Regions from separate parts of the Homo sapiens genome. Here region 1 is linked to region 2. The links are chromatin contacts, found by Hi-C or POLR2A ChIA-PET in ENCODE. All regions are on one chromosome and are shown on one strand. Each heading gives the region's core, a stretch centred on a gene start or an enhancer-like site at or near the end of the contact. The rest is flanking DNA. Distances are from core to core; before and after follow the strand shown. Region 1 overlaps MTHFD1 (methylenetetrahydrofolate dehydrogenase, cyclohydrolase and formyltetrahydrofolate synthetase 1). Region 2 overlaps ESR2 (estrogen receptor 2).

Region 1 (5,448 bases), core at 1,889-4,388, 190 kb after region 2:
TCTGCAAAAAAAATTAAAAATTAGCCAGATGGGGTGGGCACATGCCTGTAGTCCCAGCTACTCGGGAGGTTGAGGCAAGAGGATTGCTTGAGCCCAGGAGGTCGAGGCTGCAGTAAGCTACGATCACACCACTGCACTCCAGCCTGGGCTACAGAGCAAGACCCTGTCTCAAAAAAAAAAAAAAATTAATTAATTAAAAAAAACATAAAATTAAAAGCATGCTGAAGTTTATACAGAGTTTGTTCTGTGTACTTTCTCTCTTCCTTTTTCTTTTTTCTTTATTTATTTTTTTTGAGATGGAGTTTCACTCTTGTTGCCCAGGCTGGAGTGCAATGGCGCAATCTCAGCTCACCACAACCTCTGCCTCCTGGGTTCAAGTGATTCTCCTGCCTCAGCCTCCTGAGTAGCTGGGATTACAGGCATGTGCCACCACGCCTGGCTAATTTTGTATTTTTAGTAGAGACAAGGTTTCTCCATGTTGGTCAGGCCGGTCTTGAACTCCTGACCTCAGGTGATCCACCTGCCTTGGCCTCCCAAAGTACTGGGATTACAGGCATGAGCCACCATGCCCGACCTTTGTCTTTTTTCTTTTGAGACAGGGTCTTGCTCTGTTATTTAGGCTAGAGTGCAGTGGCAGTCCATGAGAGCCCACTGCAGCTTTGAACTCCTGGGCTCGAGTGATCCTCCTGCATCAACCTTCTGAGTAGCTGGGACTACAGGCATGTGCCACCATGCCTGGCTAATTTTTAAGCTTTTTGTAGCGACAGGGGTCTCACTGTGTTGCCCAGGCTGGACTCAAACTCCTGGACTCAAGCGATCCTCCTGGTTCACCTTCCTAAAGTGCTGAGATTACAGGCGTGACCCAACATGCCTGGCCTCTCACCAAGTACTTTCTACCCTAATCTGCCTCGTGGTGGACAGGGATTAGCAGTACAGGCACTCAGATTGACCTCTGGCAGCCAGATCCCATGTGTGTAAAAGTGGTGGCCTCAGAGTGAAGGTGCTCCAGAGGCAGTCGTGGGCAGTAGTCTGCTAATAGCTATGGCAGCTTGTTCTAGATCCCTGCATCAGATTCCTGAGCCCAAGAATGCGCACACACACACACGTGCCTGTTGACAGTGCAGTCTCTTAAATGTGGGGAGAGAGCAGGAGAGAGGCCTAGTACTTTCTCTTTTAATCCTCCCAAAGTAGTGCTCTACATTCTGTAGGAGAAGGAGCAGTGTCTGGACATAACACGCAGGGCCCCAAGCCTGTTTGCCCCTCTGCCTTGCAGGTTGACACTGATTTCCCTATTGGGTAAAATGGCTGGTGAAAGGGAGCTCTTTGGCATGTGTAGAAATGAGCACGGCATGTGAAGGGCTGTCAGAAACAGTGTGTGGCTTACATTTGAGGCCTTAACCCAATATCTTATGAAATAGCTTATGACACTTAAGAATTTAATACAAAGCTCAGGGATATCCTTTTCATTTCTGGGTTTTTTTTTGGTGTGTATTTCATTATTTCATTTCTGATGTCCAAATCCCCTACCCCTAGGTAAATAAAGGTGACATCCTGGTGGTTGCAACTGGTCAGCCTGAAATGGTTAAAGGGGAGTGGATCAAACCTGGGGCAATAGTCATCGACTGTGGAATCAATTATGTCCCAGGTGAGTGTTGTTGGAGGAGTAAGGTGGCTGCTGGTATTGAGGATGGTATCTAGGTCATCAAAAGAAGCCTGAGAGAGAAGCTTGTCTCATTTTATGCTTGTAGTACTAAGGTTTAGGAGACTGACTAGCCCAAGGGTGCACAGAGTTAGTAGATAGAAGAGTTGCCACTTGCAGGCAGGTCTGCCTGGTGCCAGAGCCTTTGATTTTCATCATGTGCTGTACAGCTTCCAAGATGACTTTGTCCAGGGAGAAAGTGAGAGGGAGGGCAGGAGGGATATATCACTTTATCTTCATGTAGAGATCACCCTTTATTTTAGCAAAGTTGATGGATGGATTTAAAATACAGTATAATTATTGCAAAGTGCTATGAGAGTCCAGAAGAGGGACTCATTCTGCCAAGAGGAGGGCTTTACAAAGAAGATATTTGACCTGGGTTTTTTTCTAGGCTGAGAGGATAAATCTAGCCTTTTAATCATGTCCAAAACTGTACTCGGCATCCTCATCCCCAAGTTACCCCTTACTCCCGTCTTTTGGTTAGTATCACCATTCTTCCTTCCCGCAAGTCTGAAGCCTTTTAGTTTCCCTCCCAAGCATTCCCTATATTGGACCAGTCTCTAAATATTAGGAATTGTTTTCTCTCTCCTCTGTTCTGAGTGTCACCACTGAGTGTTACCTTCTCAGCTGATGGGCTGTGATAACTTCCTTGCAGGTGTCCCTCCCTCCAGCTGCTTCCCACTCAGATCTATCCCCGTGCTCTCGCCTTGCCACGTTCACCTTCTGGCATGGAACTCTGAGCCTCTTCCTTCTTACTTGCCAGACTCCTTAGCCTCACACTAATTTCAGTGACCTCTGCAGCCTGTGATCTCACTTGCGCATGGTGAATACCTGTCTTCAACTTGTAAAGTGGACCACTTTCCCTTCCCTGCGCATGCCTCGTTTGCCCTTTGTAGTTCCCTCACCTGCATTCTTAGTGGAGTGGGCTACTCTTTCAAACAGAAAACTTCACAGAACAATAGGGCAAAACTTGCGTACGTCCTCATAGATCCAAGAAAGGAACAATCTTTAACGGAGCAACTACTGTGTATCCAGCACAATGCCAGGCCTTGGGCTACACAACTGAATAAGGTTCAACTTCACCTTCACCTTCAGCTGCTTCCTCCCCATCTCCTCTCTGTCATGTCTGTTATTCCTTCCAAACCTTGTTTGATTTCCCCTTATCAAGGGATGATCTTTCCTTCTCTCCCTCCCTCCTCTCCCATAGAACATGTGTATTGTATCTTTTGTTGCATGTGTCTCATGTACGGCGTCCTGTGCTCTCCTGCCTAGATAGCTCCTCAAGGGCAGTGGTCACTGTGGCGCCACATCCAGCTTCCTGCCATCTGACCACTGGCACTCATATCTATTGAATTGTCGAAGGGAGTTATAGCTGGAAGTCTTTTTTCTCCCTTCCCATCTCAAGTTTCAGATGTAGACGCTGAGCTGCCAGGAACATTAGTCACTGTCAAGCCTTCACCGTTTTTAACCTCCCTCCCACTCTCCCTACCGTGCTTTTAAGACAGTAGCTCATAATTGATCACTCATTTTCTTGTAGTGTAATTATCTAACAGGCGATAAAGAAATTGCTCTCCTACAACTCCTCACTTTGAATACTTGCGATATGACATTCAAGCTCAGTCTTTTTATTTATTTATTTTTTTAATTTTTTTTTTTTTTCTTGAGACGGAGTCTCGCTCTGTTGCCCAGGCTGGAGTGCTGTGGCGCGATCTCGGCTCACTGCAAGCTCCGCCTTGCGGGTTCATGCCATTCTCCCGCCTCCGCCTCCCGAGTAGCTGGGACTACAGGCGCCCGCCACCACGCCCGGCTAATTTTTTTTGTATTTTTAGTAGAGACGGGGTTTCACCATGTTAGCCAGGATGGTCTCGATCTCCTGACCTCGTGATCCGCCCACCTTTGCCTCCCAAAGTGCTGGGATTACAGGCGTGAGCCACCGCACCCAGCAAGCTCAGTCTTTTTAAAACCTCGCATCTTCTGTATCATATTTCTGCTTTTGGCATTTTTTTTTTGGATTACATGTGAGAAATGGAGAAGAAAAACCTGAGTGGGGATCTTGAGTGTTGCAGATAGGTAGGAAATGTTGACTTAAACATGAAACTTGCCATCCTTTTCACATTGATTCCTTATGTAGACAATAAAATATGAATAAAATCAAAGCAGTATCTTCCCTTCTGGTCAACAGTGTTTTTACTGATCTTGGGCATATAGGCAAATTAATGCTGATACAGCTGGATGTTATTGTGTTCCCCAAAGGATGGCAGAATCACTCAGTTACAGACCAGCAAATGGGCTGCAGGACCTAAAGACTGATATTTGCAAATGTTCACTTTAGAAGCAAACTTTTCTACCACCGAGCTACTTCTTGGTTCATATTTTGATTATTTAAATAGTTTGCATGGTCCACTCAGGGATAACATTGTAAGTCACTTGCCAAATTAAGAATGAATCAAGGTGTGTATACCTTTTACAAAGAAGTAATATTTTTAAAGATTCAAGTGCAGGGCAGAAAGTATTGGCCAGAGAAACACATAAAAGTGCTCTTCCTGCTTGGCTTACTAAAGATAAATTGAGAAGGGCCAGATCAATAGTGTTTTATTTGGAAGGGTTAAAAAGTGGGAACAGATTCCCCACCCTAATGCAATCCAGTCTCAACCTATCCAGTGTAGCTGCTTCTGGACTGGCCTCTATTATTAGGGTCCCCAAATTAAATGTAGAAGAGTCAGGGCTCAGCTGGATCTTTAGTTGATTTTTGTACATGTGATTTCCCAAAGAAAGAGAAATTCTAGGGCTGGGGGTAGATAACCAAAAGGTTTGCTCATTACTGAGGTCATATGCTTAGGCTGAGTAGTGGTCACTTTTTCCACTGACCACATCATCCTATCCACGAAGCACTGCATGTTTAGCAGTGTCTCGTCAACCCTGACAGTATTTGGTTTAGGAGCAAAACTGAACTCACCAGTGCTGCGTTTAGTCATGTAGTCAAAGATATGTGTCTCTTACCTGTGGGAAAACGAAAATGACTAACATTAACACGTAGAAATAGATGCAGCGGGTATTTCAAGCTAACTACAGTGTGAAGACGATTGAAACTTGTACAGAGGGCAAACCTCTATCTATATTTCCTTGGCATTTTGAAATGACTCTAGGGGCTGTAAGAGGAAATGTTCTGCCAGTTTGCTGCTTTATAATCTTCTAGAAACTTGAAACCATCCCAATGAGTTGTGTTGACCAGCTCCTTTTACTCCATATAAAAAATATCTTACGTATCTGTGGTGGAAAGAGAAACTCTTGCGTTTGGAGGCTGCTTTTTCAATTTCAGTAATGTACACATTTTCTCATTTTGCCCTCAGCAAATTTGTGATAGGTAGTGTTAAGCCTTCTTTGCATTTTGGACTTCAGATTAATATGGAGCCCACAGGAGCTGCAGAACTAACTTTTTTTTTTGAGACGGAGTTTCGCTCTTGTTGCCCAGGCTGGAGTGGAATGCTCACTGCAGCCTCCGCCTCCCGGGTTCAAGTGAGTCTCCTGCCTCAGCCTCTGAGCAGCTGGGATTACAGGTGCCCGCTACCAAGCCCAGCTGATTTTTTAATATTTTTAGTAGAGACGGGGTTTCACCATGCTGGCCAGGCTGGTCTCGGACTCCTGACCTCAGGTGATCCACCCGCCTTGGCCTCCCAAAGTGCTGGCATTACAGGTGTGAGCCACCACACCTGGCCCTAATTTTTAATAAAAGAGCTGATGCTACAGCT
Region 2 (5,105 bases), core at 1,720-4,219:
TTGAATAGGTGAATTTGCCCCCGTGGGCTTTAATTTACACAGATATGAAAGGTGGAGTTGAACTTTGATGTGAGAGGTTTACAAACTTACTGTGTCTGTAGGGGTGTTCTGGACATTGTGGTGGGAGGTAAGGGGGTATCACAAGGGGGCCCCATTTAAATCACAGCAGCCGTGCATGTCAGGTTGCACCTGATAGATTCTGCAGTTTTAAAATATTTTTCTTTAAATTTTTAAACTGTTTGAAGTGCATGGTCACTGTCAGCACTGGACTTGGACTGCCTGTGTTCAGCTCAATCACCTACTCCCCACGTGACCTTCAGCAAGTTTGCTTAGACCGTGTCTAGTTCCACAACCAGAAAATAAGGAAATAGCAGTTATTATAATAAGGATTAAATGTGAATGTCTGAGGCACTGAGAACTGTGTCTGGCACAGATATTATCTTTAGATACTAAATAATGTGTTTTTATCTTTTTAAAAGATTTTCAGCAACTTAAAAAAAAATGTGGCGGGGCTGGGCACAGTGGCTCATGCCTGTAATCTCAGCACTTTGGGAGGCCTTGGCAGGCAGATCGCTGGAGCCCAGGAGTTCAGGACCAGCCTGGGGAGCATAGTAAAACCCCATCTCTACAAATATTAAAAGAATTAGCCAGGAGTGGTGGTGTGCACCCCAGCTACTCGGCGAGGGCGGGAATGGGGTGGGATGGGGCACTGTGGTGGGAGGATCGCTTGAGCCCAGGAGGTCGAGGCTGCAGTGAGCCATGATGGCGCCACTGCACTCTAGCCTGAGCAACAGGAGTCAGACCCTGTCTCAAAAAAAAAAAAAAAAAGGTGTCAAATCTTATTAAGTGAGGATACTTTGTTTCAAAATAGGCCTATAAACAGAAGGTTCACTTTGAATTTGAAAAGTCCCTTAGCAGACGTAAATAAGAACTAAACCCTGCTTTCACATGCTAGAAAATTCTAGAATTGCTTCAATTCCACTTATATACATAAATATATATGGATATATAATATGGCTCTGCCAAGTATTGGTAACTGATTTTTCTTCCTTACTGAAATCTAAGATAGTTGCCCTTCCAGCTGAGTTAGCAGGGGGAGTATTCCAGACCAAGACTCGCACTGTACAGCTCCTGCCGATTTTGCACTATTTTTAATGCAGTTGAGTCTTCAGATTTGTGACTAGGCTGACAGCTTTGTCTTGTGTTCCCGCCTTAATTTTTTGAGAAAAATCCCTTCAAGACTATTTTAGGGTCAAGTCTTTTGTAGTCAGTCCTGGTGGGCAGTCACTATGAGACAGGCCTGACAGAGGGGTGCTGTGAGAACAGAGCGAGATTCGGTGAGAATAGCTCAGCTGGAAACTCACTGTGCGGCGCTCCTGATACTGCCCACTCGAGGCTCTAAAGGGATTGCCATTGCCAGTTCACTCCCAGGAGTAGAAGTGATCTCTGTCTTAAGATCTACTCTCAAAAAAAAAAAATTATATATATATATATATATATATTTCGTGGCAATTTTTTTTTTTTTTTTTTTGAGACAGGGTCTCCCTCTGTCACCCAGGCTGGAGTGCAATGGACTGCAGCCTTGATCTCCCCAGGCTCAGGTGATCCTCCCACCTCAGCCTCCCAGGTAGCTGGAACTACAGGCCTGCACCACCACGCCTGGCTAATTTTTGTATCTTTTGTAGGACAGGGTTTCCATGTTGCCCAGCCTGGAGTCAAACTCATGGGCTCAAGTGGTTCGCCCACCTCGGCCTCCCAAAGTGCTGGGATTACAGGCGTGAGCCACCACATCTGGCCTTGTTTTGGTTTTTTATGTTTTTGTTACCTGGTAATCTCTTTTAAAAATACATTTAATAGAATTTCACTGGCAGATAATGAGTTGCTGAAGGCTGCCTTCTTTGCCTCTTACTTCCTACTCTCCAGCTTCCAAACCCCTCTATTGGGAGTGGGGGATTCTAGGCTGACCAGGAGGAAAGAAGCTGACACTAACACTGGTTCCCTGGTTCCTATGAAACCAAGCTTATCCTGCCTGTACTAAATCTTACTAAAGCTGTAACTGAGTCTCTAAGAATAACTTCAGACTGCCTCAGAACACAGACATCAGTGTGTTCTCTAGGTACTTGTCCAAGCATTTCTGAAACAGCTAAGCTCAACTTATAGTAAAATTGCACCAATATCAAAATTATGGATTATTCGAGGTCTTACTAGCAAAAACCAGTCTTGGTAACACTGAATGCAGTCTTCCTAATGACTTAGTAAATACAGGATGTGCTACCCAAAGTGAACATATTTTCAAAAAGAAAATATATTTAATATCATATCACAAGGTAATTGTTTAAAACGTTACTGCAATAATGAAACATGATTATTTAATTGCTGGCTTCCATAGTATGCTGTTACTCATTTTACATATTCACCGTGTATCCAAAACTGGAAATTTCACATCTTTTAAAAGGTGAGTTAAAGTTGTCATTTCAGAGGTGCCCTTCTTCATGTCCTATTTATGTTCCACTTGGAATAAGAACTAATATTTTTACTGTTTCTTTTTCACCCTGCCCACCATATAAATTTTCCAATAAGAAAATATTTTTAAAAGAGCTCTCAAGTGTAAAAGAATTCTTTCTTGCTATAAATAATTATCCCTAAATATTTCTCTTTAAGGAGAGTTCACAAACTGGGTCTTGTTCAAGGGGCGTACTCATCAAGGCTATACAGTGTGGCCCCAGAGCTGACACACTGGGGTGCATAGCTACTCATCCATCCATAAAACAGCACACTGCACACATCCACAGCCCAAAGTATCCCTGACTACTTGTGGTGACTGATGGGGCAATTGTGGCTGCTACTTATGAGGTTGTACAAGATGGAAACTGCATCCACATTGCCCCAGGGAAACACTGTGGCTGTCACCCACACCCACAGGAGAGAACCCCATTCCTGCAAACACGGCCTTTCTCCAGCACCCACGCTGGCCCCATGGGACAACAGGTTTAAGGAAGAGCAGCTCCAGAAGCAGCGAGATTTGTATCTCCCACAGTCCTGCATGAAAATGATCACACGCTCATACACACATACCCCAAATTATTGGCAGGCTCTGTGAATACAAATCGAGAGGGACAAATCTGTGTGCAGCTGGCAGCAAGGTCAGGGAGAGAACATGACTCACATCCCAGCTTAACCACAGTCCCTCTGGCCTTTGACAGAATAAGCATCATATGATATGATCAGTCCCCACAGGCCTGGGAGGTAAGTACGCAATTGCCACAGGGGTTTTCAATCTTACAATGGAGTGGTCCGGAAAACAGCAAAGGTCAACTCTCAGAGGGAAGGGTAGTGTGTGCCACACAAGAAGGGTTAGCCCACTTCTGTAAGCGTGTCACTTCCTCTCCCCTTTCTGATTCGCAGCCCTTCCAAGTCAGATTTCCACCATTCATTCCAAAACCTTTAAGATGTTTCACAAAGGGGAGGAAGGAAGAAGGAAAGTAAGAAAGACCACACTGAGATCCTATGAGGCCATTGAGTGTGGAAACGCTGCATTCAAATGTGCCCTCTGCTAACAAGGGAAACTATGGCTTCCTCACACCGACTCCTGAGAGTTGGGAAGGTGGAGGGAAGGATGGTACATGACCAAGCCTGCCATCACCAAATGAGGGACCACACAGCAGAAAGATGAAGCCCAGGCTCCTGACACACTGGAGTTCACGCTTCAGCCTGTGACCTCTGTGGGCCAGTTCACCTCAGGGCCAGGCGTCACTGAGACTGTGGGTTCTGGGAGCCCTCTTTGCTTTTACTGTCCTCTGCCGGGCTGCACTCGGACCCCGTGATGGAGGACTTGCACCCGCGAAGCACGTGGGCATTCAGCATCTCCAGCAGCAGGTCATACACTGGGACCACATTTTTGCACTTCATGTTGAGCAGATGTTCCATGCCCTTGTTACTATGGGGACAAAAAGGTGCTGAGATTCCCTCCTCCGAGGCAGCCACAGGAACCCCGAAGCCTTCCCCGGCTCTCTTTGCTCAGAGCCAGTCTACCCCACCCCTAAACCCACTCTTCCCCCAGCCCATTTATCCATGGCTCGTGCATCCAGCTCCCCCTGATAATTTAGGCTCAAGGGCAAGGACGATGTCTTGTCAGCCTCTGTGTCCCACCACACACCTACAATGGCCTGACACATAGGACAATCAATCCTCATTGTTTGCGGTAATTATGTTCCGTAAAGTCACTGTGAACACTGAATCCTCACTCATAGGGGAAATACAGGGTTAGGTTCCTGCAAGCCTCTGGCCACATCTTCATCAGCTGATCAATACAAAACCTTGTTTTATGTGTGTTTCTTTCTAAAGATGCCTTATGTGATAAATACCATTGACTCATTAACATTGAACTCATGGCCAGCAGCACTATAACTCACACCCGAGCAAAGCTTAACACATACTTTCTCCATAAGGCACATCACAGCTTTTTCACACCGAGGAACACTAGACAGGTCTTCAGCACCACACCAGGGGGGCATTTTAAACAGTGAAGTCACCAAAAGCACAAAAATGTAAAACCATGGCACTAAGTAGACCAAGTAAAGGACACTTGTTGACAGTATGAGAGCAGCTGCTTGTTCCATCTCAGCTGGGACTGTACATAAAGGGCAACTCAAAATTTCTGCCACTCTGTTCATGACCTCAAAAACACCACAAATATTGATTTTGGGGTTACAAATAAATTTTAGCAAGCAGATAAATTCACAATGAAGGAATCTACAAACACAGGATCTGTTCTGCAAATGGCTATGTGCTGAGCAATCATTAAAGGGGAAAGGCAGAGGTCTTCATCTCACTTAAGATTCTCGAGGTGTATATTGTCCTTCTCCACAGCCTCTAGACTTGCCTCCTCAGTGACCAGTTAATTACCTTCCACCCTCCCCTCCCCTCCTCCAGCTCCAGGGCAAGGCTACCCTCATCGTGGGTGACACCAAGCACTGAGCATCATTGTACCAACAGTAGCCACCACTGCACACCCTCTTCATCAGCACACACAATTACGTTTCCTGATCAGAAACATGCCCTACCTACAGCCCTGCCTTCCTAAATCTGCTGGGTCCACCACTTCT

The links. Hi-C counts contacts between places; a loop is a spot of excess contacts on that map. ChIA-PET counts read pairs that join two places held with the same protein, here RNA polymerase II (POLR2A). Pooled maps may share reads with other maps.
Region 1: a loop to region 2 is called in a pooled map, with 10 times the contacts of the local background. The contact joins two enhancer-like sites. A Hi-C loop is called at or near these places in 4 of 50 pooled maps. POLR2A ChIA-PET finds 5 or more read pairs at or near these places in 3 of 52 experiments (PC-9 and T-cell).

What each region holds. Positions count from the first base shown.
Region 1 is chr14:64,418,281-64,423,728 of GRCh38, forward strand. It overlaps MTHFD1 (methylenetetrahydrofolate dehydrogenase, cyclohydrolase and formyltetrahydrofolate synthetase 1), which reads left to right. Exons shown (of 28, transcript NM_005956.4): 8 at 1,534-1,645. Among named protein-coding and RNA genes, the nearest start is that of MTHFD1, 33 kb to the left of the region's middle. Within about 2 kb of position 3,139, at least 3 of the 41 ENCODE cell types and tissues checked have a DNase peak (open chromatin) inside an H3K27ac peak, as active enhancers do.
Region 2 is chr14:64,229,387-64,234,491 of GRCh38, forward strand. ESR2 (estrogen receptor 2) reads right to left here. Exons shown (of 9, transcript NM_001437.3): 9 at 1-3,937. The coding sequence ends at 3,751. All of the region lies in intron 1 of LOC124903328 (a long non-coding RNA gene), which reads left to right. Among named protein-coding and RNA genes, the nearest start is that of ESR2, 62 kb to the right of the region's middle. RefSeq lists an enhancer at 3,025-3,094. Within about 2 kb of position 2,970, at least 6 of the 41 ENCODE cell types and tissues checked have a DNase peak (open chromatin) inside an H3K27ac peak, as active enhancers do.